Linked DNA regions of Homo sapiens: region 1 is linked to region 2. A link is a loop called in an ENCODE intact Hi-C map of the cell type or tissue named here. Cell type or tissue: PC-9. All regions are shown on one strand. Each heading gives the region's core, and the rest is flanking DNA. Links, peaks and the distances in the headings are about the cores only.

What was found. Hi-C counts contacts between places; a loop is a spot of excess contacts. Peaks named below come from ENCODE experiments on the same cell type or tissue, not always from the same donor. Only the 100,000 strongest peaks of a DNase experiment are listed, where the experiment ranks them.
Region 1: it touches region 2 in a loop (5-fold over the local background); 5 of 110 quality-filtered maps call a loop at or near these places.

The regions. Positions count from the first base shown.
Region 1 is chr2:177,170,334-177,173,248 of GRCh38, reverse strand. No RefSeq gene overlaps it. Among named protein-coding and RNA genes, the nearest start is that of MIR4444-1, 41 kb to the left of the region's middle. RefSeq lists enhancers at 2,802-2,915, 2,550-2,915. In PC-9, for the core only: no CTCF peak of the experiment used is centred there; DNase peaks (open chromatin) are centred at 798 and 1,708; H3K27ac peaks cover 1,526 bases.
Region 2 is chr2:177,241,366-177,244,280 of GRCh38, reverse strand. The region is part of intron 1 of NFE2L2 (NFE2 like bZIP transcription factor 2); the gene reads left to right. Among named protein-coding and RNA genes, the nearest start is that of MIR3128, 13 kb to the left of the region's middle. In PC-9, for the core only: no CTCF peak of the experiment used is centred there; DNase peaks (open chromatin) are centred at 1,630 and 2,070; H3K4me3 peaks cover 2,311 bases; H3K27ac peaks cover 2,500 bases.

The DNA.
Region 1 (2,915 bases), core at 322-2,821, 71 kb after region 2:
ACATCACTATTTAAGAGACTGCATTAATTTTATTATTTATTAAAACTATAGCATTACATATACTACATAAACTAAAACTATTACATTACATACCACTAGCATTCTAATAACTATATAAAATGACAGTTTAAAGTACTTTAAAATGTTCTAAGATACCTCAGAAGAAAGAAAAACTCTTGGTTGTAAACTTGGAGTTTAGTAAATTTAGCCGTATTGGATTAGTCAGTTAAGTAATTATAGAAATGGATTTGTTCCAGAAAAAATGCTACTCCTCTATATTTTATGGACCAGAGAGCAAGGTCAATATTTAAGTTCTTGCTAACATTTTTGTTCCTTTTGGGTTCTGGTATTGGAATACTGTATTGACTTATCCCACATTACTTTTGGTTTTCTGATATTTTCTTCACCTGCTTAGTGTAGTGGCTCCCTAAAATTGCATTTTGAGAACTCACCATCAACTATGTTATAATAAAGTGTTGGTGATTTAATCATTAAATCACTCTTCCTTAGGTCACCACCCCACCCTTCCCAGCTCCTTTATCAGGCTTTGCCAGGTCAGATTTCAGGTCACAATATAGCTATTTTTTACTTTCTTCTCTTATCCCAAGAGGCTAACTGGTGTAGGAAGATGCCAAAACTGGGCTTGGGCTTAAGGGGAGGGAGAGAACCCCTTTAGAGTATAAATTGTGTACTTTGGCCTATTAGCCAGAGATCTCTGTATTGGGATTTTAGGTGTATGGTTCTGGCTTAGTCAGCTAGGGATGCCATAACAAAATACCACAGGCTGGGTGACTTAGACAATAGGAATTTGTTTCTCACAATTCTGGAGGCTGGGATAGCCAAGCCATCAAGGAGACAGCTGATTTGGTTCCCTGGTGAGGGCTCTTTTCCTGTCTAGTGCAAAGCCACCTTCTCCCTGTACCCTTACATGGGGGCTGGGGTGGGGTGGGGAGGAAGCAAGTTCTCTGCTGTTCCCTCATAAGGGCACTTATCCCATTATGAGGGCCCCACTATCATGACATCATCTAAACCCTCATCACCTCTGCCAAAAGACAAAGTTACAACAAATTTAGTTTGAAGATCAGATTGGCTTTTATTAGCAATTCACAAATAAGAGAGCATCTCATTTAACAATTTAGAAAAGGCACTCTGCTGGGCATGACAGAGCAGTTTATTTTTGTAAGGTGGGAACAAGGAAACAATGATTTAAAAAAATTTTAAATATACTTTTCAAAAAATAATAAAGACAGAGTTTCGTGCTGTTGCTCAGGCTGGTCTCAAATTCCTGCAGTCAAGTGATCCTCCAACCTTGGCCTCCCAAAGTGCTGGGATTACAGGCATCAGTCGCTGCGCCCAGCCAAACAAGAATTTTTAAGAAAGAGGAATGGTTAACATCAGGTTACTTCATCAGGTTACCTTTCCTTGTAAGGGTTAAAGTAGAGGGAACTTCCTTTTCTTGCCAGCTCAGGTTGACTGGGGCCTTTCTGATTGGTAGCTGTGAACCTTCTGTTTTCGGGATAACACTCTGTTTGGGGTTTTCCCTGCTTCCTTAAAGTTTTAGTTTGATTATGTGGCATGAGTGACTCCATTTTGGTCTAGCCTTTTGGGGCCTGGCATAGAAGCTGTCTGTTACTGGGGCAGCCCTGATGAAATAACTGGGAAAGTTCCTCTTTTAAATGCTTTCCTTTAGTCGCTTTATTTATAGGCACAGCTGCTTAAAGAAACCAGACAGGCCAGAATGGCGCCAGAGCTTTTTGACCCCTGGCAAGATACCAGAAGGAGATAAGACCTGCTAACCAGCGCAAACTGCAACAGTGATCCCTAGTTGCCTTCAGATCATTAACATATCATTATAATGCTAAAATCCCTCCCCTAAAAGAAAAATCTCTTCCATTTTCTGTACATGCATTGTATGAAGATGTATGTTTTTGAATTAAGCCTGTGTGTCTGGAGTCCCACCCTGCACATGCTAACATCCCTCTCCCTCCCTATACCCAGTCCCTAAAGTACCCATAACTTCTACTGTTCAGGGAGAAGGGGCGTTTAGAGCGAGAGCCTCCCCTTCTTCCTTCTTGGCCAGTGAATAAAACCTGATTGCCTTTTCCAACTGGACATTCTTCCTTTGCCATCAATACAAAGTGGGGAAAAAACTCAGTTTACTGGCAACAAGTCCAAACCAATGGCCTCATGTAAATTTTATTTAATACCTCCCAAAGGTCACCTCTCCAAATACCATCACACTGGGGTTCGGGCTTCAAGATATGCATTTTGGAGGGGATACAATTCAGTCCATAGCAGGTTCTTTGATTTCCCATTTCTCATTGATTCTGAGTATCTTTCCCAGGTAACTGCTGGGAGGAGAGGTGCCTAGGTCAATGCAGGAGTTAAATACTTTTGGTCGCTTGTCTTAACAGCATGAATTTCAAGCAGAGCTTCTAGGAGTGGCTGCTCAGTTTTGGACTGCAGTTACCTGCCCCCATCTCTCCCTTGGCCGGGCTCTAATGCAGGGCATCTTTTCCTAACGTATACAAAGGCTTGTTTCTGGCTTGTTTTTTGAACGGATTCCAAATCTTACAAGTGTAACAGTAACGATCCCATTAGATACGCAGATTCTGACCCAATTTCCTAGGACTGAAAAAAAAAAAAAAAGAATGATTTTGAAAGGTGAAAATAAATCAGTCCTCATGTCATGCAGCTGAGGTTCTCCCTCTTCCCCAAGAGTGATTTTTTTTTTTGTTGGGACACTTTTCCACATCTCACACATACCCTGTTCCTCCACTCCCTACTCATTTGCCTGACTTGTCTGGATATGTTTAAGTAGCACACCCAGTCTGAGTCCATTGTCAAGGGCCCCTCGAGGCCTCTGCAAGGCCTGCCCTGCCAGTTTGACAAACATGCCCAGGCATGCTTGAACT
Region 2 (2,915 bases), core at 276-2,775:
ACCCAGGCTGGAGTGCAATGGCGCGATCTTGGCTCACTGCAACCTCTGCCTCCCCGGGTTCAAGCGATTCTCCTGCCTCAGCCTCCCGAGTAGCTGGGACTACAGGCACCCGCCACCATGCCTGGCTAATTTTTTTGTATTTTTAGTAGAGACGGGGTTTCACCGTGTTAGCCAGGATGGTCTCAATCTCCTGATCCTGTGATCCACCTACCTCAGCCTCCTAAAGTGCTGGGATTACAGGCGTGAGCCACCGCACCCAGCAAGGATCTTTTTTTTTTTTTTTAAAGCTAAGTGTTTTATACATATAATAATATTGTTAATAAAATGTATCTAAAATTCATACCACCAGCACACAAGGTCTCCGGCTAGCAGCAGTAAATGGCATTTAGTACTTACTTAGCCCCCAAGCCTGGATGACTGACTATACTGACTTATTATTACTTTTAGCTATTTGTAGGTAGTTACATCTGAAAATTGACCAGGCACAGTGGTTCATGCCTGTAATCTCAGCACTTTGGGAGACCAAGGCAGGAGGATCAGTTGGGGCCAAGAATTTGAGACCAGCATGAGTAACATAGCAAGAACCATCTCTACAAAAAATAAAAATTAACCAGGCATGGTGATGCATGCTACTTGGGAGGCCAAGGTGGGAGGATCACTTGAGCCTGGGAATTAGAAGCTGCAGTGAGCTAGGAAGGTGCCACTGCACTCCAGCCTGGGCAACAGAGCAAGACTCTTAATCTCTTTTAAAAAAAAAATCTGAAAAGGACCCCAAGGATTGAACTTTATCTTTACATTTATCTTTACAAATCCAGGATCAAAAGAGAGGGTAAAGGATCACTTGGGGAGTTTAGAAGTGGCAGAAGTATCTGTAGAAGCCTTACGGTGTGAATGTGCTGGATTGTGTGTGCCCACCCTCATGGGGGACTTCCTTGGAGGATGAGGGTACACCAGCATGGGCAGCAAAGCTGTTTGACCTCAAGGTGGAGATCTGAGCCACCTGGTCAGTCCATGCCCAGTTAATTTCTATGGAGGTTTGGTAAAGTAGGTTAGGGAGTTGGATCCAATGTTCCTGAAGTTTCTGTTGGTAATATGGCAGGGGTCGGGTCGGGTGTGGGGAGGGTTGGATCATTCTAAGGGCAGTACAAGACCTAATCCCAAAGGTGAGAAGTTCCTCTCTGTGGAGGACAGCATTTAGAACTCAATACATACATGGCTTGTTCAAAAATGGGGAAGAGATTAGAAAAATTTATCCTAATGTTTGCTTGTCAAACCAAGCCATTCTCTCAGCAAAGTAGTGAAACCCTTACATAAGTCCTTTGAAGCCTAGCAGCAGTATCCTACTCAAACACAAACCACCAAAAAAAAAACAAAAAAAAAACAAAACCTCCTTGGGGACTCAGATGTGAACCTCTCATGGAAAATTCAGTACCATGTGCTTTTTGTAGCAGGTAGGATCACCTGCTGTTTTGGAAATTAACTTTTTTTCTGACATCTTTTTGACCGAACTCTGCATGTGCCTCTTGAGAAAATAATCCAAATTCTTGCTTTCTTCACTTTCCAGTTTTGCTTTATCTTTGCATCATGCTCTGCAGTTTACAGACAAGCATAATGGGTGAGAGTTCCAGTAAATTGGCTGGATCATATTTCTTAGATTGAGTCATGACTGAGGAACTTGTTTGGGAACAGGAAGCAGCCCATGAAAATGGCTGCACATAGTAACCTGCCAGATTGAAGAAACCGGACCACTTTCTAGTGGAAAGATAAAAGGGCAGAAAAATGGTTCTATAACTCAGGGAATGGTAAATTTGTGAACTAGGGTTTTAACTTGTTGAATAATACGTCTTTGTGTGTATTTGGGCTTTTTTATGCTGTTAAAAGTCTCTAGTTATTCAAGATAAGGGAAAGGAAAACTTGGATTCGTGGTAACTGTTGCTACCTCTTAAATGTCTCTGCTGATGTATACAACATGTTGCTAGGCCAGTTATTTTTTTTAAGGCACTGTAGTTACATAGAAATAAACCTGGCAACATTTACACTTGGCCTCGATAGGCTGTAAGGCCCCTTTTGTCTCCAGTATTCTGTGTTTCTGTATTTTAATCACCTACTTTACACTTACTGTAGCAACACAATCAAGATAGCAAATCAGTCTAATAAAACCAAAAGTACTGGAATGTGGGAAATAGAAAGAATGACCTAGAATTCTTGCTGAGAAAACAATTGGTATTGCTATATTCTTGTAATGCAGTGTGAGAGAAGCCAGAGAAGTAAATAGGCAGATACATATCTATGAAATGTAATTAGTCATCAGCAAGATGTATTTTAAAAACACATCTGCTTGGTGTCATTTTGCTTTATCTAATAAGGATTACGACTGCAAGGCAGAGATTTGTAAATGAAGGAGATCTCTGTTGTTTTTGTTTTGTTTTTGCTTTTGTTTTGTTTTAAGACAGGGCTGGAGGGCAGTACATGATCATGGCTCACTGCAACCTTCATCTCCTGGGCTCAAGTGATCCTCCCACATCAGTTTCCCAAGTAGCTGGGACTACAGCAGTGTCTCACCATGTCTGGCTAATTTTTAAATTTTTTTGTAGAGTTGAGGCCTGTGTTGCCCAGGCTGGTCTCAAACTCCTGGGCTCAAGTGATTCTCACACCTCAGCCTCCCAAAGAGCTGGGATTACAGGTGTGAGCCACCGTGCCTGGCTGTTATTTTATCAATTCCTCAAAATTCAAGCATGCCCTCAAATATTTTTGCAGCCTCATATAGCTCTTAATTTGGTTTATATTCATCCAGATGGTAGGATATGATTCATGTTCCACCTGGTTTTCTTCAGAAATACTTAGACAGTGTCTATGGAAAAAAACATTGAACCAGATTTAGCTTTTAGGTAAATAATATAATCACCTGGGAATAA